4 separate regions of the Mus musculus genome follow, and regions 2, 3 and 4 are each linked to region 1. The links are chromatin loops, found by intact Hi-C in ENCODE. Cell type or tissue: heart. All regions are shown on one strand. Links, peaks and the distances in the headings refer to the core of each region. The heading gives the core; the rest is flanking DNA. Region 1 holds the start of Ufl1 (UFM1 specific ligase 1). Region 2 holds the start of Mms22l (MMS22-like, DNA repair protein). Region 3 holds the start of Gpr63 (G protein-coupled receptor 63). Region 4 holds the start of Manea (mannosidase, endo-alpha).

The links. A loop is a pair of places that touch in the nucleus more often than their neighbours do. Peaks named below come from ENCODE experiments on the same cell type or tissue, not always from the same donor. Only the 100,000 strongest peaks of a DNase experiment are listed, where the experiment ranks them.
Region 2: a loop joins it to region 1, with 11 times the contacts of the local background. A loop is called at or near these places in 3 of 42 quality-filtered maps.
Region 3: it touches region 1 in a loop (3-fold over the local background); 2 of 42 quality-filtered maps call a loop at or near these places.
Region 4: a loop joins it to region 1, with 4 times the contacts of the local background. A loop is called at or near these places in 3 of 42 quality-filtered maps.

Annotation. Positions count from the first base shown.
Region 1 is chr4:25,279,302-25,285,439 of GRCm38, forward strand. Ufl1 (UFM1 specific ligase 1) reads right to left here and starts at 2,520. Exons shown (of 20, transcript NM_001355512.1): 1 at 2,375-2,520; 2 at 1,322-1,467; 3 at 45-73. The coding sequence starts at 2,451. In heart, for the core only: a CTCF peak has its summit at 2,282; a DNase peak (open chromatin) is centred at 2,540; H3K4me3 peaks cover 1,610 bases; H3K27ac peaks cover 1,178 bases.
Region 2 is chr4:24,492,732-24,498,869 of GRCm38, forward strand. Mms22l (MMS22-like, DNA repair protein) reads left to right here and starts at 3,720. Exons shown (of 24, transcript NM_199467.3): 1 at 3,720-4,334; 2 at 5,107-5,232. The coding sequence starts at 4,177. In heart, for the core only: a CTCF peak has its summit at 3,728; a DNase peak (open chromatin) is centred at 3,630; H3K4me3 peaks cover 2,560 bases; H3K27ac peaks cover 1,537 bases.
Region 3 is chr4:24,963,340-24,969,477 of GRCm38, forward strand. It overlaps Gpr63 (G protein-coupled receptor 63), which reads left to right and starts at 3,101. Exons shown (of 2, transcript NM_001379626.1): 1 at 3,101-3,285. It overlaps C230012O17Rik (a long non-coding RNA gene), which reads right to left and starts at 4,136. Exons shown (of 3, transcript XR_881168.2): 1 at 4,085-4,136; 2 at 1-3,611. In heart, for the core only: a CTCF peak has its summit at 3,068; a DNase peak (open chromatin) is centred at 3,092; H3K4me3 peaks cover 1,805 bases; H3K27ac peaks cover 1,389 bases; H3K27me3 peaks cover 845 bases.
Region 4 is chr4:26,344,410-26,350,547 of GRCm38, forward strand. Manea (mannosidase, endo-alpha) reads right to left here and starts at 2,243. Exons shown (of 5, transcript NM_172865.2): 1 at 2,188-2,243. In heart, for the core only: CTCF peaks have their summits at 2,035 and 2,587; a DNase peak (open chromatin) is centred at 2,502; H3K4me3 peaks cover 2,056 bases; H3K27ac peaks cover 1,625 bases.

The sequences.
Region 1 (6,138 bases), core at 1-4,000:
TAAGAAAGCTTTAAGAAATCAAAGCAAAATTTTTATAAATTTACCTGTTGTAAGTCAACAATGTTTACTCGACCTTTGAACAAAAGAGAGGAATTGAAATTACATGGACGTGCAGATGAACAGGTTCAACTCTAACCGACAGTGCTGATGGCTCTAAGTCCTTCTAGGAAGGGCATAGGACCTCAGTAGTAACTGATGGACTTAGATACAGATTACTCGCTGATCAATCTTCATGGTTAAAGCCACAGGCAACACTGTTCTCCAAGCTGTGTTTATCACATCAGACCAATTACGAACATCAGAGGACACAACGCGGAGAAATCCGTGGAAGGAATTTCAATTCTTCTCACAAATCAACTCAGCTAAAATGACCAGAGGAAATGCCTGCAGCTAAATTAAGATGATTTCCCCATTGCTCAAAACTGAAACGAGTGTCTATCAGCAAGAGAGGATCTGTTAGATAATGCAAATCACAGCTCACGTGTTATTAGCACTCCTGCAGAAAGAAACAAAACACCCAGGCTAGACCCAAGTGGTATCTAGTGACAGGCTGTTTCTGTTTCAGTCAAACTGCTCAGTCTGCTCAATTGCTCAAATTTCAAAAACATAAAGCAAAACAATATTTTACGTTTGATGGTGCTAACTGCACTTCATAATATGGTGGGCCTCAGGCCACAGTACATCAATTTACAAAGTTTCTTAAACTTAGTAATGCAGCTTTAATATTTGAGATCTTAAAACTTTATGAAATCTCTATTTCTCCTTTATAATTAAGTACCTGATCACTGGCAGCTAGGTATTCACCCCTAGGTCATGAAGTGTGGGTATATATATATATTATACACACATACATATATATACACACACATATATACATATATACATATATGTATATGCATATATATACCACATATATACTATATATATCACATATATATATATATATATATATGGTATATATACACATACACACATATATAGTACATTTAATTCAATACAACAAAAACATGGTATTTGTTAAGTGGCAATAGTTAAGGTCATGTTTGCATGAACCTGTAAGATTATGTTCATATGAACATACGAAGGTTGACTGCATGATCCTATGAAGGCTGATCATCAAGTTATCAGTAGAGAAGGGTTACAGCTCAGGGGTAGTATTTGCCTAGTTTGTGCTCTGGATCTGATACCCAACACAAAGAGGAAAGAAGGAGCCATTGAGGAGAATGCCCTATAACCTCCACGTAAGTACTTATTTTTAATTTAATGTATTTTCTTCAAACATCCGGTAAAGACAAAAGCATGACACTGAGGAATTACTTACCACCTCGGACATGTAGCTCGTCTCTCATTTCTTTACTGATTTGGGCTGGAGTGATATATTCCTTGCCGTCAAGTGTATGGACTACTTCCAGCTGTTTCTGAGAGATCAATTTATTCACAATCTCAATGCAGTTCCGCTCTGACAACCTGTGCGAAGCCAGGAGTTTAAGAGTGTACTTGCTATGCCGCCCCCCCCCCCCCCAGGTATTTGAAAGCAAAATTTTGAGTAACTTCTACATTACAAAATCTGTCCTTTATTAGTATGATGATATTGGTTGAGTAATTTAAAAAGAAAACTTGAGAGTAGGTTTATATTCCCTTGAATTATTTATTTAATTCACACACGTCACTGTATTATGATTCTACAGATGTTCTCTCCTAGTCCTGCCTTCAAGTATCAAATTTTCCAGCTGAAAACAAACAAACTTTTCTTTAAAATCACAGTATGTTGGCCTTACTGGTACAGTTGGTGTACAGACAGGTCATGTGGCTTAGCAGAACTATAGGTACTATAATGTTAGCTACTCACAGCCATCTTGCACTAAATTTTTTCCCCGGGTTTTGTTGTTTGTTTGTTGTGAGAGTGTATGTATGTCTGTAGCTCTCAATGTTATAGAACAGCATCAACGGACTACTGTGTTTAGGTCCAAGAGAAATAAAATACTACAAGAACTCGTTGACAGGGAGACAAAGTCTATTCGCCTTATATATGCGATGTGTAATCACGGGCGCAGAGTCGGGGTAATTCGGCCACTCCCCCATTTCTGGAGTGTAGAAAAGTTGGTGTCCCGGAGTCCCTAAAATATGACAGATGGCATGTGGGCCTGGCTTAGATCTGTGGCTGCACGTAAAAAGGATTTGGAGGAGGGACAGACTACTTGCTGCGCGCTGCACTGGGGACTTTGCAAGCTCGCCCTAGGCCGGGCAGCGAGCGCCTCTACCGACAGCCGCCGCAGCAGACCGGCTCCGGGGTCCCACCGCGTTCCGGCAGGCAGTGCGGGAGCGGGGCAGCGTCCCGGGCCTAAGCCGGCTCCACACCGCAGGGAACCAGCACCTTTGCGTGGACTCTGCAAACTGCGCCCGCTGGAAGTCAGCCGCCAGCCGCCGGATCTCCTCCCAGGCGTCCGCCATCACTGCTCCGCTCGCCCCGACACAGGGAAACGGCAGACACGTCAGCCTTCAGCCTGCCGCAGGCACCCCGGGACGGACCGCGCAGAGGGCCAAGAGACCTGCGTCAAGGAAATTCGCGAACAGAAACGCGACTGCCGAGCTCTCCGCCCTCAGCTGGGCGTGGCCTGCGGGAAGCGGCTTCCTAAACTCCTACAAAGCCAAGCTGATGCTGACTCAGTAATCCTTTTTGCAAGGTTCCTGTTTCTGTCCAGCAACCATCAAATGATCTTCCGCCCTTGCTGAGCGGACGAGACATACTTCTTTTGTGGGACTCTTACAAACCGTGACTAATCCACTTTGAACAGTGAATGGGGCTTTTACTTGAGCCAAGAATGAAGTCAGTTTTAGAGAAACTTGTTCCACACTACTGCATCAGTTTGAATTTTGTTCTTCCAAAATGAATCTATTTGGGTATAGCAAACGCCATGGACTTCAGTTCATGTGTTCTAAAGCTTATTATTATTATTATTATTATTATTATTATTATTATTATTATTATTTACTCGGACAAAGGAATAATCGTTGCTGGGAGTGAAACTAGGGAAGGCAATGGCATTGTACTTCTTAGACAAGATAACTGCTGCCATTGTTTATTCACACATACCATTTTCCAATCTTAATCAATGGGGAAATCAGAAGGCTGATTGTACTTAGTAAAGAATATTTTGCTTCTTTCCTATGTAAATATATTAGTCCATATAACACGTCCAGTAGATAAATCCATTTGGCTTCTGAAGTGCCTAGCTTTGATTAAATTTAGAGAACTCCATGATAAAGCTTGGCATTCCATCTTATCCTTTGAAGCAGACTCTCTCAGAAAGGTAGGCCAGCCTCCCATCAAGTAGGTTTACTGGCCAGCCAGCCCCTGAGTTTCCTCCTGGCTTCATCTCCCAGTCAGGTTGATGATCATACCCAGGTTTCAAGATGAGCTTGGGCTCTGAATTCAAGTCTGTATGCTTGCACAGAGAGCACTTTAACCTTCAAGCATCTTCCCACCCATCATTTTAAGTGCTTTGGAGGGAGGGAGGGAGGGAGGGAGGGAGGGAGGGAGGGAGGTAGTAATTTTTGACCAATATATGATATTACAGAGGAACTTTAAACAGAGCAAACACTACGCAGCTGTTTTTTAAAGGGTAGGAGATTCTTTTAAAGAACGAACTTGTATAGATTTGGAGAGCTGACATTCCATTCTTTATAAAATTTTATGATAGCTGTCTGTAGTTGTACAAATACCTTGTTAATGTTGACATGCAGACAGTCTGTGGATAGTTGATGTCTTTAGCTACAGTGTGTACAGGATTTATTACACATTCTTGGAATCATTTAGAAATTGTCTTTTGACATAAAAACAAATTAGAGACAGCAATGAAACACTGTGATGCTTGAACATATGCATACATGGATAACATTTGCATTATATCAAACACCTAACATATATTATCCAAGATTAAACATTTGACATCCTTCCTCCTAGTGCTATAAGATATAAAGTACGTGGTTGATGTGATGATTTGTATATGCTTAACCCAGGGAGTGACACTATTTGGAGGTGTGGCCTTGTTGGAATAGTGTGTAGACATGGCTCAAGAGTTCTCAAAGGAGAATTTCTTTCCTTCTTTCTTCCTTTCTTTTCTTTTCTTTTTCCTTTTTCATTGGATATTTTATGTATTTACACTTCAAATATTATCCCCTTTTCTGGTTTCCCCTCTGGAACTCCCTTCTCCCATCCTTCCCTCTCCCAGCTTCTATGAGGATGCTTCCCCTACCACCCACCCATTCCTACCTTCCCACCAGGGCATTCCCCTACACTGGGTAATACAGCTTTCATAGGACCAAGGTCTTCTCCTCCTATTGATGCAGACAATGCCATCCTCTGCTACACATACACATGGAGCCATCCAAGTGTATAGTTGGTGGTTTAGTACCTGGGAGCTCAGGGGTGGGGGTGGGGTCTGGTTGGTTGATATTATTGTTCTTCCAATGGGGTTGTAAACCCCTTCAGTTCCTTCAGTCTTTCTCCAACTTCTCCATTGGGGACCCAGTGCTCAGCCCAATGGTTGGCTTTGAGCCTCTACCTCTGTATTTGTCAGGCTCTGGCAGAGCCTCTCAGGAGACAGCAATATCAGGCTCTTTTCGGCAAGCACTTCTTAGCATAAGCAATAATGTCTGGCTTCGGTGACTGTATGGGATGGATCCCCAGGTGGGGCAGTATCTGGATGGCCTTTCCTTCAGTCTATGCTCCACACTTTGTCTCTATATTTTGACTGGAGCCCTTCTGGGTTAAGAATTTGGAGATGAGTAGGTGGCCCCATGCCCCAACCATGGGCCTTGCCTAACCTCTGGATATGGTCTCTACAGGTTCTCCCTCCCCTTTGTTGGGCATTTCAGCTAATCTCATCCCTGTTGGGTCCTGGAAGCCTCTTGCTTTCCTGGCATCTGGGACTGGTTGTGGCTACCCCCAGCTCCCCATCCCCCATTGCTACACATCTCTGTTCAATTTCCTGACGCTCTGTACGTCTCCTCCATCTCCTCCCATACCTGATTCTCCTCTTTTACCCCTCCTCTTCTTCTCTTCCTCCCAAATCCCTCCCACCCTCTACTTCCCTTGATTATATTGTTCCCCCTTCTAAGTAGGACTGAAGCATTCACTCTTTGGTCTTCCTTCTTCTTGAGCTTCATGTGGTCTGTGAGTTGTATCTTGGGGATTCCATGCTCTTTGCCTAATATCCATTTATCAGTGAGTACATACCATGTGTGTTCTTTTGTGATTGAGTTACCTCACTCAGGATGATATTTTCTAGATCCATCCATTTGCCTGTAAATTTCATGAAGTCATTGTTTTTAATAGCTGAGTAGTACTCCATTGTGTAAATGTACCACATTTTCTGTATCCATTCCTCTGTTGAGGGACATCTAGGTTGTTTCCAGTTTCTAGATATTATAAATAGGGCTGCTATGAACATAGTGGAGCATGTGTCCTTATTACATGTTGGATCATCTTCTGGGTATATGCCCAGGAGTGGTATAGTTGGGTCCTCAGGAACACTCCTCCACTGCTGGTGGGATTATAAGCTGGTACAACCACTCTGGAAATCAGTCTGGTGGTTCCTCAGAAAACTGTACATAGTATTACCAAAAGTTCTCTTATTGATGAAAATAGTTTTCGCTATCCTGGTTTCTGTTATTCTAGATGAATTTGAGAATTGCTCTCTTTATCTCTGTGAAGAATTGCATTGGAATTTTTATAGGGATTGCATTGAATCTGTAGATTGCTTTTGGTAAGACAGCCATTTTTACTATGTTAACCCTGCCTATCCATGGGCATGGGAGATCTTTCTATCTTCTGAGGTCTTTGATTTCTTTCTTCTGAGATATGAAGAAGCCAAAACCATCCAGTGGAAAAAATGACAGCATATTCGACAAACAGTGCTGGTTCAAATGGCAGTGGGCATGTAGAAGAATGCAAATTGGTGAACTCTTCTTATCTCCTTGTACAAAGCTTAAGTCCAAGTGGACCAAGGACCTCCACATAAAACCAGATACACTGAATCTAATAGAAGAGAAAGTGGGAAAGAGCCTCAAACACATCAGCACAAAGGAAAATTTCCAGAACAGAACACGAGTGGCTCAGGCTCTAAGATCAGCTAT
Region 2 (6,138 bases), core at 1,448-5,447, 790 kb before region 1:
TTATTTCTGCTTCAGATAGTATAAATAAGGCTGTTAGGAACTGAGTGGAGCATGTGCCCTTATTACATGTTGGAGCAACCTCAGAGTAAATGCTCAGGAGAGGTATAGCTGGGCCTTCAGGTAGTACTATGTTCAATTTTTGAGGAACCACCAGACTGATTTTCAGAGTGATTGAACTGAAAGACTCCGAGAGGAGCCCCTCACTCAGGCCTCGGGACAATAGTGGACTCCCAAGAACTCACGAGAGACCAAGCTTGTTGCAAACCACATGAGGCTTTATTCGGGGAAAGCCAGAGTTCTGGGGACAACCCATATCCCACGCAGGGGTAGAGGAGTTGACCATGAGGGGAAAGGGGTCCCAGTTTTTATAGGCCCTCGGGGGGGGGGAGGGAAGGAGAAGGAGGGAGTAGGGAATTTCCAGATCTAAACAATGTCTATTCTCAAGAAATGGGTATGGGAGGGGTACAAGGAAAGAGTCTAGTGCAGGCAATCCTAGCAACTCCGGATTGGCCGCAGCTGTGGTTGCTGGGAGAATGAAAGCTGAATCTATAATCTAACCAAGGCTACCTGACATTCCTCAGGCAGATGTTATAGGACTTTTGTGTCTCTTAGACAAAGTCAGAAAAGGAGAATCCCTGGTGACAAAGGGATTTGTCACCATTTTGCATCAAGCTCAGGGCTTTCCAGTAAAGGCAGACTTCAACTTTCGCAGCAGGGTTTTCTGACACACATACAGCAAATAAAGTAATCTAAATAATTTAAAAGATTTCTAGGAGACTGTAAACCGTAGAGTCATTTGGTCTTGCTGTTTTTTTTTAATTTATTTATTACTTTTTAAAAAGATGATCCAAATTACTGTATCAGATTTCGGAGCTTTCATATCATCCTTAAGATATTTTGTGATTTTTTGATAGCTTGTACTATCAAAAATATATCAAGGAATTTGTACATTTCATCTTTGCTCACTGCAACCTTGTGTTAATACTTTAAAACACCCTTATCCTTTGAATTTCTGTAAAGTCTATACTGATAACTCTAATCCTTAAATTTGTTTTTTGGTGTGTACTTATAGGATTATGTGCTTGAGTTTTTGTTTGTGGGCATAGGAACGTATGTGTGGAGGCCAGAGGCCAACCTCAGGTGTCATTAGTCAAGTGATTAGTCAAGAGATGGCCCTTATTTTTGAGACAGGGAGTTTCTTTGGGACCTGGGGCTCAGAGGAGCCTAGGCTAGCTAGCAGGAGTGTCCCAAGGATGCCTCCTGCCTCTGCCTTCCCAGTGTGAATACTACAATCATATACTCATGCACCTAGCTTTGTGTGTGTGTGAGATGAAGGCATAAATGAGGTCTTCATTCAGCAAGCACTTTACTAAGCCATCACCCCAGTCTCTTTTTTACTGGCAATTTATGTCTCTTTCTCCTCCTCCTCCTCCTCCTTCTCCTTTTTCTTCTTCTTCTCCCATCTCTACTGCCATTTTGTTTTGATTACTTGGTCAGTCTAGTTAGATGGTTTGTTAACTGCATCTTGATGCTTTTGAAGAATCTTTTTGTTTCATTTATTTCATTTTTTGCTGGTTCTATCCTTTTTTTCTTTGTTGTTATATCTTTGGTTTGAATTCACTGAACTTCCAATATTTCAAAATGGATGTTTGCATCATTGAATTCTTCCCCTTCTAATGAAAGCAGCTCCTAATTTCACTGTAGTTACACAATATACTTCGTATGTTTTCAACCTTTTTTTAGCTTTTGTGAATGAAATGCAGAGACTTATACACACTATACAAATGTTCTACCACTATACTTCACTGGTAGCCTTCAATCCTTTTTAAATAGATAAAATTTGTTTCATGATTCTGAATATAATCTGGTTTCATGTTCCATGTTTTCTTTTTAATTGTATAATTTTACTGTTAGCGTAGTCATATGCATCAATTAGATTCAACTGGGAGCTAGTACTATCCAAATCTTTTATAGCCGTATTAATTTTCTATTGTCAATTATTATCAATTGCAGAGACATTTCAATTTTCTAATTAAGATTGTTAGGTGGATGTGGTGATGAATGCTTGTAGTCTAAGCTACTTGAGAGGTTAAGACAAGAAGACTAGGAAATTGGGGGCAGCTGGACAAAATACCAGCATTTCATCTTTACAAAACAATATTATTTGAATATTTCTGTTGTAACAGTATTATGTTATATTAATAAATATATAATAGCTATTTCTATCTATGGAAGCTTATACTTAAGTTCTTAACATTTCTATATCTTGTCAAAATTAAGATAAAAATAATTACAATTTTGTCTGATTCAAAGAAGAGTCTCTAACTTCTCTTTAGTTCTTTTCATTTCTAACCTGGACTACATACACTTGATAGGCTACACCCTTGCTTTGCGCTTTGGTTTGTTTTGGCCGACAGGAGTGAAACATGGGATGTGGTTTACTCCTTTCAGTGTTTCCCCCACTTGTCTGTGGTGGGACAGTTGTGTTTGTCTGTGAAGGCAACCACTGTTGTGTGACGATAAGTTAGGTGACTGCATCCTACAGGCACAGGTCTCACTCCTCTCTAGTAATCCGTGTTGATCCTTACTTTTCTGCTCAAGAATGATAATTGTCTCTATTAGCTGTGGGTGCCTAGTCATCCCATTTTGGGATCCAGTAACCATGGACACACCTTTGTAAGTGACCATTTCATTAAGTATCACCTTAATTGGCCTCTGTCATTTCTTTAGTTCTTCCCACTCCATGATTCACATAAGTTGAGCTCACATAATCAACATCAGGTATTTAAACAAACACAACAGACAAGAGTGTACTGGAATGTTGATGGGAGGAAGAAAAATGGCCGTATGGTATGTTGTCCTAATTGCAGTGCCAACACTAGGTATTCTCATATTCAGAAAACATACTCTTGACATCACTGTGGAAGAGACCTTCATGATACAATACTCATCACCAGCTATCATCAGCAGTCAACAAAAAAAAGCATCAGGTCTCAGAGTACCTCAACTGGGCTGCACAAATACATGTACTATAGTAGCCCTACACTGCAGTGGGAATTTTTTTTTTCTTCCGCTTCATCCCACATGTCATTTGAAAATACGTTGATTTTAACATCTAAGAGTTAGGGTAGGTTCCCTATGAAGTGGATGCCCGCAAGTAAAGCAATATATTTAAATGCAGCAGGCATTTGAATCCCCATGCCCCCCACCCCCATCTCAAGACAGTAATATTCGAGTCAACTTTAAAGAACACTTTAATAAGGAAAATGGATCGGAAAATATTTTTACAAAATTGTAACTCTTGTCCAGAGTTACAATGTATTGCAAAGGGAGCAAAAGTTGTTATGTCTGAGGAAAAAAAGCCATCTAACTTAGTCAATGTGTCCCTTGTGTTCTGGGTCACTGCTGCAGAGCAGAAGGCATCCAACACAGGAAAGCCGGGGTGGGCCCCAGGGCAGGAAGAGGGTGGCCGGGCTGCGGGAGGCCGAGGCAGGCGCGGGGCTCTCCAGAGCCCGGCCTGAAGCTGATCCCCGCCGTTCGCAGACCCTACTTCCAGGCTTCAGCGGAGAGCTGGCCACCTCGCAAACTCTCAACGGTACGGAGAACCGTGAAGAGCGAATCCCTGGACTTGTCCGGGCCGACGGGCTCTCGCGAGATCTCGGTCCGCGCCAGTGAGGACTCGCGAGAGGGCGGCGCCGGAGGCGGGGCACGCCGTGGCGGGAATTTCGCCTGCTTCCGGTTTCCTCTGCCCGGCGCTGCGTTCCGCGTTCTAGGTTTGCGGGGGCCTGCGGTTTTCCCGCGCGCTCGCCCGCCCCGAACGCCGCGCTGGGACTGAGGGAGACGGAGGGAGGCGGCGGGGCTGCGTGCTCCATCCGGGCCGTGCGGGGAAACCAGCCTGAGGAGGTGCGCGAGGGCCTCAAAACCCACGGCAGCCCGGAGGGAGCGAGGGCGGCGTTGGAAGGCTTGGCGGCTCCGGCGCCTGCGGGACGCCCGGAGGATTCTGGACCTGTTGCCTTCAGCTTCTCTGCTTTCACGTTGGTTTCCCCGGGTGCTGAGGGCACATTTTGGATCTCCGAGGTAGCTCCTTACCGTACTTTCAGCCTCTTGCAGCTTGTCTTCGGAGCCCGAACGTAACTGCCCGGAACCGCGGTGGCATTGCAGAGCAGGATGTAAATAATGGATGGCTGTTCAGCAGCGTCGACCTTCTTGACTGACAGCTTAGAGCTGGAGCTGGGGACAGAGTGGTGCAAACCCCCCTGCTTTTCTTGCGCTTTTGACAACAGAGAAGGAAAATTCTCTGGAGAGTCCTACCTTGCCAGTGGCGCCCTTAAGCGGTAGGTTAAAAAACAAACAAACAACAAAAAACCGAATTGAAGGTCCCCACCCCCAGCAATGTTGATTATCACCAATGTCTAACGTAGGTGCTCAGCAAGCCTCGTTTTACATACGCTTAGTATATAGAAGAACTTTCTGGATAATTGATAATCTCTTAGGAGTGGGTAGCTGGATATTTAATTTACTTAGACTGGTTTCAGAGCAGCCTAGTCTCTTGGAACTTGTATTTCCTTTTAAGGGGTAATAGTTATCTATAAGTTTTCAGTAGTTTATAAGTAGAACCTGATAGTTTTTGTTGCACGGGTTCTTTCCATCCAAAGCATCGGCATACAGAATTCATAGACACATTAGTCGAATGAATATTACAATAAAATTGCTGTTCTTGAATTATTTAGGTAATGCCCTTTGAGGAAACTTCATTAAAGAAAACCATTTTTTGTTGATTGTATGATTATACCTTGTTAATAATTTGTTAATAACCTTAAACCACATTAGGTATCTATATGATGTCATTCTTCCTAATTCGGAATATTTGGTGTTCTGAAAACCCATTTTCTTGTTCAAAGATAAATTACTGTGACCTCAGACCACTTTGTATATTGCTTGGACTCCATTTAGATTTTCCTTTTGGACACAACATAAGGTGTCAAGTAACCCCTCCCCCCCCCCCCCAACACACACACACATACACATATACATATGTGTTTGTGCGCGTCATCATGGCATGTATAGTCTGGATTCAAATGATTTAAGTCATTGTTTTCATTACAGGTTAATTTTAAATCTTGATCCATTACCAACTAATTTTGAAGAGGATACAGTAGAACTATTTGGCTTCCAATGGGTTACAGAAACAGCGCTAGTCTATTCCTGTAGAGAGCTCTTTCATTTATTCAGGTATGTATGTGTCTATTTTTAACTCTAATGCTGTCTAGTTTTATATTGCTGCTTTTCCACTACTGATTACAAAAGCAGGGAAATTGCTCTTTTTTATTGCTTTGCTGGTGGTCTTACCAGGAAACACTCAAGCAGTTATGACTGATAAATAATGGTTTTAAGGAGTTGTTTATATTGTGTATATTGATAAGCGAAATCCTTATCAATATATATGTGTGTGATTTAATCTCTAGATTAAATTAGTCTCTGATTAAATTAATCACATGTGATTCTAGAGATCTAATCTAGGTTATTGTATATGTTAGGCAAGCATCATACTACTGAGCACTGAATACCTGCACTGTGTATAATGTACATATTCTCTATATAACATATTGTATATGCATTGTTTTTGTTTCTAAGACAGGGCCTCAACTCTAGCCAATGTGTAGCCTAGGTCAATGACCTAAAACTTACACAGCAATCCTTTCTTAGTCTGTGATGCTGGGATTACAAGCATGAACCATCATAGATAAAGATTTGAACTACGTGCCATGAACCCTCATAAAGAGATGTCGGTGTATCTTTGATGTAGTAGATGCTGTCAATTTTTTTTCTTTGTAGGTCAACACAATCATGCATGAATGTTTTGAGTATCTGTATGTATTGTATACTACATGCATGTGTGGTGCCCTAGAGGTCAGAAGAGGGCATGGAATTAGAATTATGGATGGTTGTGGGCTACTACCATACATGCTGGGAACCAAATGCATGTCCTCTACGAGAGCAAAAAGTGCTCTTAGCTGCTGAGCCATCTCTCCAGCCTTGTGTTATTTATTGAGAGAACAAGCTGAGCAAGTTTTCTGTAATTGTAAACATTGTAGTGAGATGGGTCTTTAAGAGAGTTTCAAGGCAGATAGGAATGAT
Region 3 (6,138 bases), core at 1,043-5,042, 310 kb before region 1:
GTGGTAGAGCACTTGCTTAGTGCATATAGGAGGTGAGACTCCTGATCTGTACTTTGCCTCTAACACAAACAGAGAAAATGATACAGATTTATATATAGCAAAATGATATTGGGGCTATTAGAGACTTTTTTCTAAGCCATGAAAATCCAGGGCTCTTTTCTATTCCAACAAAAGGCAATACCTTTTCCCCACCAAGGCTTTCCCATTTATGTATATACTTCAGTGTTTCTTGCCGTTGTATGTCTTTACTTTCTTTAAAAACAAACAAACACACAAGCAAAACAAACAAACAAACAAACAAACAAACAAACAACCCCAAACCAAAAGCACTTTCAAGATGACTCCCATCTCTAGCACTTACTTTGAGGCCTATTCTTATCATATGTGTGTGAACATGTCTGAGTGTGTGCACATGTGTGCATGAGGAGACCAGGTCACATCAGGACTCTTAATCATTCCCCACCATATTTTTTAGATAGGTTATCCTATGGAACCTGGAGCTCACCTATTCCTTTAGACTGTCTCACTGACAAGCTCCAGAGGTCCTCCTATTTCTGCTCTCCATTGCTGAGTTCTGGGTTGGTTCTGCCATGCCTGGCTAAGAATTGGAATTCATGTATGCATGGCAGGTGCTTTACTGATAGAGCCATCTCCCCTCATCATTTGTTTTTACACCAAATTATATGACACATGATGCTTTGTGATCCCCCCGCCCCCCCACTGGAGGGTCATCTCTCCGCAGCTCAATCTACTTTCATGGGGACTGTGGCCATATTCTCCATCACTGCTCCTGTACATTTAGAAGCAGGCACACAACTGAAGCTGAGAACAGCTGTGTGGCCCCAGCAAGTCAGATGTTGAAATTTCATTTCTTTATTCCTTAAATGAAAGGGAAGTTTTAGGTTGTTCTAAAGTCTCTTCTAGAGTTATAGATATGATATGTCAGGAATCCTATAACACTTACAAGTGAAAAGAAAAATATGAAATGGTTTAGATCTGTGACAATTAGAAAGTTTCCTATGTGGGAAGAAACAAGCGGAAGTTAACATATTTTAATTTTATTACATTCTCTGTGTGTGTGTATGTGTGTGTGTGGGGGGGTTCATTCATGTTGAGGCTGCTGTGTGGTGGTCAAAGAGCCATTTGGGGGAGTTAGTTTGTCCATCATCCTGGGGACTCAAACTCAGGTCATTGGACTTGGGTGGCAATCAGCTTTACCCACTGAGCTATCTTCCCAGTGGGAAAGCTGGTACTTTGGGTAGGAAACATCAACTTCTCCATTCTAGCTCTGAAAAGACAGAATAGTTATTAAGTTATAAAAAAGAAGTTAGGCCCTGTGTCCTTGGGACACTGAAATTGTGACTATTTGTGAACCCCATTTTCCCCAGTTAATGACTACGCACTTGGAAAGAATTCCTATAGACTGTTATGCAGGAGAATCGATGACCTAAAAATAGAAGGCCCAACAATGAGTACAGGTTGGTGTATTTGCTGGCAAAGGTGCCATAGGTTAAGGGGAAAGTTAAATAAAATGTCAAGCACAGGGTTCCATTGGTCCAATGCCCCTTGGCCTGCTCACTTGCTGAAGACATCACATGTTGAGGAGGATGGAAGTGCATTCGAAGTTACAGTTCTAGCTCCTGCTTAGAGAAAACAGAATCCGTACAAGGGAAACACAGGCAAATGTGGAGAGAAACTGAGTCTTTAAGTCCAGCAGAAAAAAATTTAAAAAGGAAATTTAAAGATTTTTTTTTTTTTTGGGGGTAGGGGGTGACTACGTCATTACTAGTCTTTATAAATAGGAGCCGATAAATTACACAGCCTTCACTACAGATTTTCTTAAGTCCCTTTGGATTAAGTCCTGGTTATTAGATCCAGCCATCCCAACTGCTTTATGATGGATTCTCTTCACTAGGACGGAGCCTTCCTTGTTTCTTTTCCTCCTCCCCTCTTCTCTCCTCCCTTCTCCTCCCCTTCCTTGCCCTCCCTCCCGCTTTCTTTTCTCCAAAGCCTGGAGCTTAGTTTCTCTCCATCTGGTAACACAAATTGCTTCTACCTCTTGCAAGCAGCCGTGTACTCCACAGTGGCCTAAGGGTAAGAACCAAGTTGGTTGAAGCCAGGGCTAAAAGGTGCAAGCTCCTTTGAATTAGAAAATGTCACTCATACCTTCAGAGTCCTTTGCTGGGACTGATGTTTGAAGCCCAGGCTGGATCATACCCCCTAATTGCCTAACATCTTCCTTTCCATTTCCGTTAGAGTGGTCCCACAGGACTGCGAAGCAAGGATTGAAACCAACAGATACAACAGCAGCTTTGGATGCTGGTCTGCTGTGGAGTCAGGAAAACTGCTAGTGCTCCGAGCCTCCTGGGCCCTCCACTCTGCCATAAATGTGGACGATGGTTAGGAAAACAGTAAGTGTCATTTATCACTTGGAAGCAACATTTCAAAAGCACCATAACTGAGATTTGATGGTGGTATCTTTCCTTCAGGTTCTTCCTGAGTCCAGTTTGGTGATCATGAATGCCAGTGGTTCTAGCAATCCAGGTGGAAGCCACCGGGCAGGTGAGCATGGGTCAAAGCAAGGCATGTCTGCCACTATAGTTCACGACTCCTTCAGCGGTCCAGGTAAGGGTCCAAGCTGGTCTTCAATGTGAAGTGCTCCAGATGAGCCCCTCCTCACAGTGTTGGAAATGAAGAAACACCCGGGAGGCTGCCCAATCAGCGGAGGGAAGCATGGTCCCATTGGGCGCCGATTTTAGCTCTATGGTAAGTGTGGCCCAGGCAGGGATGGGGGGTGTTAAGATAAAGATCTTAACAGAGGTGTGGGCAGTTCAAGCAAATGTGAGGTTTCCTGAGCTAGCCAGCAGTGGCTACACATCTTTGGTGTAGGGTCTGAGCACTTAACTCCCGTTTTAGGGGGTGGGGTGACCTGGGGACCTGGAGCGAGAGGAGTCTGAGTTTAGACTGCAGAAGACTCCCGGGAGCCTGTCTGAGCTGCCCCCTCCCCCTTTCCTTGCCTCCACCCCACTCCTCTCTTCCTTACCTCGCGGCCTAACCAGCAGCGGGCGCCTTTAAGAGCGAGCGCTGGTTAACCGGGGGCGGGAGCCGCCGGCAGCCGGCAAGGCGGAGGCACTGCCGGGCGATGCCCCGACTCTCCGCCGCCGCCTCGGCCTCCTCCTGCGCCGGGGGCTCGGAGCTGTGGAGCTGCGGTGCGATGTCCGCAAAGTTCCGGGAGGCAGCGGTCGCCTACTCCCCGCCGTCCCGCCGCGGCGCCTTTTGTGCGAGGTGTGAGCGCTTCCCTGGCAGGCGAGCGCATCCTGGGCGGGCGGGCGGGCGGGCGGTCGGTCGGACGGGCTGGCTGGTGGCGCGGAGCGCGGCTCTCTCCGGACCCCGCGGCAGGAAGCGGCTGACTCGGCAGCCGGCAACCCGGAGAGGCTCCCGGCGCGGCCGCGGCTTCCCGGGGCCACGCGATGTCCTGCGCTGCTTCGGGCCTCCTTGATCCCCGGTGCTCCAGCCGGGGCTCCGCCGAGCAGACCTCGCGGAGGGCTGTGACCCTCGGGAACTTTCCCGCCCTGGGCTCTCCACTCTAGGCTGAGACTCAGCATGTTCGCCTGGGTATTTAAAAAAAAACTTAGCAACGTAGCTTTATGAGAAATTAACCCCCAGGGCTGATCCAGTTTTCAGAAGTGATCTTTGATGAAATATTTGGATTGTCTGAAATACTTAGGAAATACAGGCTTTTGCGTTAGAATGCACCCCCACCCCCGCCTTCGCCACCCCAGTGAGGCAGGGTGAGGTTTAGTGGCATCCTTTTAAAAAAGGATTTTCTTTGTTTATCGACAAGTTTGCTTTTCATCATGTCTTAGATTAAGAATGCTCTAACTTCTTAAGGATTTTATAAGTAATATTTCTAGAAATGGTAAACAATACTTGGTTTATTGTATAATATGACTTTACTTCAGACACTTTTACCCAGGAAGGAGGTAAGCAATCATTTATTTGATAAAGGCTAATAGAAAGTTCATCTCCTGCGGACGGTCTTTCTCCACGGGTCCCACATGGGAAGGAAGCCCCACATGCTTACCTTTCGGGCTTCAGTTCCTGCATTCTGCGTTCTCCTGTTAGTGTGGTCATCTGATGTCAGCTGGAAGTCAAAAGTGCTGATAAAGAGTTCTGTGCGGTATTACACAGTATCACATAGCCCACATTTTAGTGACACAATTGATTGTATCATCTAGTTCACTTGGAACAATTATAATCAAACTCTCGCCCTTAAATCCTGAACTTTTCAGAGTAAGTTATGCATATGTTTCATATATGTGGAAGAAAGATACTTGCTACTAAAATAGTAAGGATAGCTAAGGAAATGCCTTATCTGTACCATGGAAGTTTTGCAATAACAGAAATAGCCACGAATACTGTAAAAAAAAATGGGACATTGATTTTTGTCTTGGAATATAATTTTGTCACTTTGTTACATATATGTATGTATATATACACATATATGTATATATGTGTACATGCACATTTATATGTGTGTGTGTCTGTGTATGTGTGTATGTACTACCAGAAAATGCTTACAGAGTTGTTTTAATCATCAGTTCTGATGTGTGTGTGTGTGTGTGTGTAATTTTTTGTCAACATTCTTGGAGAAGTATTTGCTCAGAAGTCTCATACTTAAACCCCTAACTCTGGGTGCAGTTGTCCCTTATGTTGGTTGTACTTTGGGCAGGTTGGTAAGGGTTTGATGCTCTAAAGGTGGCTGTGACTGAGTCCTGGGCAGTGTGACTTCTTTGAGATTATATCGCTATACTTGACTTGGGACGTATATTGTATGAGGATTCTTTTTGAGACCTTTTCTCTGTACTCACGTGCATGGATATGGATTTATGTAGATATAATGATGTCATACAAGCCCTGTGTCTGTCATGTATCTCTGTCACCTGTCACAGGGAAATCATTCAGGGACACAATGGCGCATGCTCACTAAGAACAGCAGATCTATATGGTTAGAAGCTAAAAACTGTTCTTGCTAGGGTTGGTTATCTTTGAACATTTTAGTTAAAGAATACTGCTTCCTGACAAACACTTCAACTCTTATAAAGCTTGGACTAGCATGCCATTACCAAAGATCTTAAACACACATATATCTATCAAAGCAACCCCACCACTGGGGTTGATTGAATCAGGCATTTTTCTCAGGATCAAAACAATTTCACCATTAGAAGGTGATTCTCTAGGTAAAACTTAGATTTTTCAGCACATCAAAAATGGCCTCGGGTGATTCTCCAGTTTACAACTTAGAAAGTTGACCTCAGTAGCAAACCTAGAGGAAGTTCTATGTTCCCCTCTGTGAAAACTCTTTTGCTGTCTGATTTGAGAGTGGCCCACTGATGGTTCAGTAAACAGTACTCAGAATACAGTGCTGCCAGGGCTATTAAGGGTACCATGCTCTTCCTTTGGAGCAGTCGCTTTCCACAGCTGATGCTGAGGGATTTCAGTGTCTACATGAACATTACAGATGGAATTAGCAACTCTTAGAGTGGTTTTTTATTTTTGCTTTAATTTGCTAGCTATTGGGGAAATGCGTTCGCAATTTGCTTTTGCTATAAATGCTCTTTACATTGTTGCAAGTGGTCTTCCTCATAACATCCCGCCCTCTGCTTTTGATAGCCAGGGTTAGGGTGAGTTCTTACTGTTCTCTTGAAATACATTAGGGAGTTTCTTCAAATTTACATTATGTCTCTTAACTTAAAAAGAAAAATCACGTTGGAAATGTTGAACTAGGCAATAGTCTTTTTTTCTTTTTGAAGCTGATGGGATTTTTGTCAGTCAGTTTGAATTACTTGGGAAGTTTCTGTAAGGTCAGACATGGTCTTTTAGTTTGAACTGGATGATGAACAAAATCAGTACTCTCGCAACCACAAAACACGGAGAACATTCCACATAATTTGCAGTGTGGGCAGCCCAGCATGCTTTGGTGTTTAGCTGGCTTGAGGCAGCAGGCCCTGCTTGTTAAAAATGGATTCTCAAGTTGACGACAAGCTGTTTCTGTCTTTGAGCTTGGCACATAGGATACAATGCCTTTTGCCCCTACACCAGTAGATATGGACAAAACTGGCAAGTATAATTTGTGTG
Region 4 (6,138 bases), core at 735-4,734, 1.1 Mb after region 1:
CATGAACAATTCCTTGGGTTCTAGGTTTGACCCTTAGTCCAACCTGCAGAAAACAAACAAACAAATACAGCATATGCCTTATTCTCTAAAATACCATTCAAGGTTCAAGTCAAAGCAAAAGTCTGGATTCTCTCCTCACGTCTCTCCTAAAGACTCCTGAGTAGAAAACTCTATTGAAGCAACCCTGCTCTTCTTTAATGTTGGCAATTCTTACACTGTACACTATACCAACTTATCTGTGTACAAGTTTTTGAATATATATATACTACAGCATATATATATATATATATATATATATATATATATATATATGTGTGTGTGATTGTGTGTGTGTGTGTGATTGTGTGTGTATAGGGTATATATATATATATATATATACACCCTAGTGTATTTATACTCTACTAGATCCCAAAAAATATTATATACCTCTGATTATTATTCAGCTTACTTAAGTTTTGGCCCTCCTTTTTCTTACAATGGTAGGTATTCAGCAAATATATCTGTAACATATTCTATTATACATATGCAGACCATATTTGTGTGAGGTGTATAAACAACACTGTAAAAGAAAATTTATGATTTGTGTGAGGTGTATAAACAACACTGTAAAAGAAAATTCATGAAGATTCAATAATTTTGAAGACCATCTAAACAATAGAGCATCTTAAATTTTGTGACAACACATTGCCCCTGAAGCATAAAACAAGCAGTGCTCTTGCAGGAGACAGACAAAGAAACTACTTTACTTAGCTCTAACTAAAGAAAGAGGTTTCATAAGTCCCTTGTGAGAAAAACAACTACCAAACTTCCAGTCAACTGCAGGTGTGTAGCTTCTTAAAGCAAGAAGCTCAGGCTACTGACTACTAACAATGTGTCCTCACTCAAAGGGAAGTTTGCACTACCCCGAGTTAGAAAACTAGTTCTTCTGAAACCATGCTAATTTTATGTTGTGAAAGTCAAGTGATTTCGAATGAATAGTACTACATACTCCTCAAGCAGCTAAGAGATCTAAATAACCCTGAAGCCGAATGTTGTGGATTGTTTTAAATGCATTTGCTCATATTATATAGCTCAGGAAAATGCAGATTCCATTTTAAAGTTATAATTAAATTATAAAGATTCTTCCTGTTTTATTTCATTCTGTTGATGCTATTTTCTTCTAATTTTATGCTAGAGGAAGTACCTACAGTTAGATACAGCTAACGCTCAGAACACACATCTAAAACTTTCAGAATCTTGCTCAGGTCAAAGTGTGGGTAATCTTTTGTACACAAGTTCTGTCCGGCATAATCTCATTTTCCATTTTTATCTTCACAACCGTCTATGAAACAGAACTTCATGTTACAGGTGATGAAACTGAGCAGAGAACTTTTTCCAAGATTTTGGGCTAGTAAACAGCTGAGCACCCTACAAAGGCAAAACACTGTACTGGACCTTAGGTTCCTGGCTCCAGCCTGCCCTGAGCGGCCTCAAGTAGAGAAGTCATACTACAATGACATTTTTTCACTGTGGAAGGTGACTTAACAATGGTTCCCTCGCCTTCCGCTGTAGCTCACACTTAAGGAGAAGGCAGCTAGCTCATTGTGTTTATTTTCTGACCACATACTCAACTCATTGCTTATTATAGGAATAAGAGCAGCAGCTTTGTAAGTGTAACTAACCTGAAATAGTTTCACCAAAACCTACAGTAGTTCTGCATTTTTTTTTTCTTCCAAGCTGCAGCCCACACATTGCAATGCGATCAGACCAACCACTCTCATTTGTCTTTCTAAGCTCATTCCAGACCCACAACAACGCTCACGAAAGCCTCCTTGTAAGCCATTTTCAGTACTTCTCCCACTATATTATCCGTTTATGTCTTTGACAACAACAAAACAAAAGTTTTAAGCTCCGGTCCTCGCCAACTTGTTCCTCCGCAGACAGAAAAGGAGACGGCCACCCTGAAGGGACAGTGGAAAAGGCAGAGCCCGGCCAGTTAAAGGAGAACAGAACAAAGACCCCGGAGGAGGACGCACTTGTCCTGGCGGCCTTCGGGGTCGTAAGCTGGGCTAGGAGACGGCCGGGCGACCGCCAGGGGCCTCCGCTCGCAGGTTCGGGGCTCAGGACCGAGTGGTGATGAACCACCTCAGGGCCAACTCGGGCATCCAGGCAGACAAGGACGGGCTCAGGCGCGGTGCGGACACTAACCTAGCGGCGGGGACCGGCGCGGAACCGGGCTGCTGGGCTGAGCGCGACTGGATTCCTAGAGGCCCGGGGTCAAAGGGCGTCGCAGGCAGGCGGCCCACGATTGGCTGGCGGGCGAGCGCGCAGGGGTTAGCTGCGGAGTCCCTGTGGGTCTCAGTTCCGGGGCCTCACAATTGCTCACCGGGGTCTGGGACCCTGCCTCCGCGTGGACCCACCGGATAAGAGAAAGAACCGTGAATCCTACCAGGGCTGACAGCTCTTGCGGCCGCACCGCTACCCCTCCCAGGTCCCGCCTCCTAAAGGACAGCGCGGGGCGTGGCTCCAGGGGTTGAATCTCCGAGAAGGCGGGGCTTCTGGGCGGACCTAAGCGGGCGGGGCTTTCGGGGAGAGGCTCCGAGTCCCCTAGCTTGTCCTGGAGTCTACTGCAGGGTCATGGTGGAGGAAACTACATTAAGTCAGACAGTATCCCTTAATTGCTCCAAGGAGAAATGAAAGTTCTTTTACACTTTTGCCTCTCAAGATAAGCCAAGACTCTCTGATAGAGACCAGATGTGTTTTGTTTTTCACTTTTAAAAAATCCTTTTAAATGTTACTCAGATTTATAATACATTGGGTATTTCCAAAGTTTTAAAGTTGAAAACGTGTTTTAGTTTATCAAACAGTTATTGGCAAGTCAGAAGTAGACAGACAGATATATTAAACTTCCACAAGTATACTAGGAATCAATACAATTGTACAATACAATTGTGTAATTGTACAATTACAGTAGAAAGAGAATAAGTCAGAAGCAAAAAAAAAAAAAAAAAAAAAATTGCAGCAGAGGCGAGGCTGCATCTGGGGTTTCCATCTTACATCAGCCTCACATACCAAGAGGATTCTATGTTTTGTTTTTGTTGCATGGTAACAAGGCAATCTTGACTCAAGGGGTAGAACTTTCAGATGTGATGTTGTGAAAAGTATTGTAAAGGCTTCCCTTTAAAAAACTACCGGATTATAAAAGAGATTTGAAATATACATGTAAATAATGAAAGAAAATACCCTAGTGATGGCTGCAAAAGCTTAAGGCAAAGAGTCTTGTTTCACTATCACCATTAAGCAGTATATTGTGTTCTTAAATATCTTGCTCTTTTAAAAGTAGGATTTTGAAAATATGTAGTTTCCTAAAAATCCTATCTTCCTGGCTTTGCATATTAAATAAGTGAAATATTTTCTGATTTTCCATGCAAACATGTTTGCTACACATTTATGATTTGAAATTCCTAAACATACAATCTATTTTGCATCAACTAGTTTGCTTCATCATTATAAAAACTGTCTTTTAATGTTTTCCCCAAAATGTCATCAAATTGAATTTCCTTTAAGTTATGTGTTCCCCTCCATCCTGAAGATATCCGCCTGTTCACATCCCTCTGGCTATTAGGCTTACTGGAAAAATGACTGCTTTCAATCTAAGTTCATTTTATTTTGGATATTTTAATTAATTTCTATGTGAAGAAATAAATGTACCTTATGTACAAATACCTTCACTTTGTGCATTGTCTTCACTTCTGTGGTATCTTGATAATCAAAATCCTTAAAGTTTAGGATATTTCTTGTTGCATTTAAGAATATTACAATTGTGTAACCTTGCATCAGACATTAAATTTTTACAATTGACACAAAAATTTGTGGTACAACTTTAATAGTGTTGTGGTAACATCAAGAACAAAATGTTGTTAGTAGCTCTATTCAACATAATACTGAAGTCCACCTTACTGTATCATTTTTAAAATGGTCATGAACTATTCTCTTTTGCTTCTAAAAATCTTAGCTTTAGTTATATGAAACATTATACATAGAAATGAATGAACAATATTGACAATCAGTTAGAGCACCTATGTACCAGACTGTATGTACATATAAAATTTGTAACATCATTTTTCTTATTGATTTTATTTCAATTATGTTAGCTAAAATTGGGTTTTTATACATTTTTACAAATTTTAGAATAAACTAGCCAACATGCATTAAAAGACTCTGGATATTGATTGTATTTCAATAAAATTTTAGAGTTAAATTTATAGAAATTTACAGTTTAGAGATATATTCTCTGGGAAAATGTTATGTTTATAGATTTATATTTGAGACTGGTATGTTCCCCAATGAGTCTTAGTTCATGTTACTTAAGTTTTTGCAGGCTTTTATTACATAGATTCCTCATGTTTCTTGCTAAATTTAAACATAACTTTCTTTAAATTACATATTGTATAGTCTGATCCTCTATGGTCAATGGTAAAATGCATATGACCCTGAGATTAATTTCGAGCACTGAAAATAAAATTCCAGCGGATTATTATCCTAATTAGCCCAAAGGAGCCATGTTCTTATGTGTATTTCCTATCCATAGAGTGGGCTAGCATTGTGATGTGTTTGCTGTACTTGCTGTTACCTGTGCAGACTTGTTCACTTTATAAATGTGATTTTTCTATCTAAATCATCTCTTCTTCTTTAAAACACATTCACCAGACATTCAGCATCATGTCCTATGGCCCTAGTGACAGACTGCTATACTATTCCAAGTAAAATTCAATACCATTTAAATTTTATCATGAATTTTGAGGTGTAGAATGCATTTTTCATTATACAATTGACTGCTTCTAAGCAATTACCATACTAAGTACCCCATTTCCAGCTTTTTTAGCATGAAAATTTGCTTAGTTGATCAAATTAATTTTTACCATCTTTTAAAATAGTCATAATGTCCTGTTCTAGTACATTTATGGTTATTAATAGATTTTCCTGATGTTGAATCCAAGGGAAGGACTTTATTCTATAAATATTTATATGTATGCCCACTTGCTTTAAAAAATATCTTTTATTACTGCCAGAGTAAATCAATTAAAGTAGATTCACATTGCATCACCCTGTGGTTGTCAGATTTGTGCAATAATCTTTTAAAAGGTGTTAGTGCTACAGACTGGCCTCAGTCAGCCCCTCAATCCGCAGGAGAAATCAGGGTCCCGATACAGGTGGGCAGGAGTTGGTGAAAAGGTGACAAACAGACACAGACAGAAGGGAGTATGCTGTATCGGAATGTAATTTTTCAAAGCAAGCACCAGACTTTTAATACGGAAGAAAATCGGGAAGTTAGGTGACACATCAGTCAAGGTACAATGAGGTTACTTGGATGCTTAATGGCTCTTACACAAAACAGAGGAATGCAAACATAAAGACTAGCAGGAACTAGGCAATAAAACAACTGAGACAAAGTCAGCTCTATCTAAGGTCAGCTATATTCTTAGAAGGCAGGTGTGAGGTCTTTACACTCCAGGGCAAGGGCTTTCATGCCCAAGCCATAGTTCTAATTAGGGAGTTCCATTCTAGCTAACCTTCTCATGAATAATGCAATACTCTAGTTCCTCCTGAAGCCACAGCCCAATCTACTTCCTAAACCATTATAAATCCCTGTATACGGGAGTGACTCAGTTTTTGTTCTAAGTATTTACTATGTAAACTAGCCCTGAGATTTCTAGCTCTAGTCAAGTAAATTGTAATGCCTGATTTTTTTCACGGTCTCTCCCACAATACTAGAGGCAATTTTGAATGTTATTGAATAGGTAACATCCCTACTGAATTCCAAGCCCAGGGTCGGCTCAAGGACTACCTAGGGTATTGGTGAAGGCCAGGAAGCAAAGTTCAATTTTGCTTAGGTATTGGGCAAGTCATTGCTTGGAGGAACCTACAATAAAACAATACTGAAAGAAAGCACACAGATGTATTCACTGACTAAAGCAAGGACAGTTTTGGAGCATTCTCTTTACAGGATACCACAGTTTCAGGAGACTAAGTTTCCATGAACTTTTCGCCTCAGGACTGTGTCCAAGCTTTTGGGCCTGTCATGTGAGTCACTACTGGAGTGGGTGTGGCAAGTTAGAATTGTGGGTAATGTCCTATCCTGCAACTCTGAGCACTCCT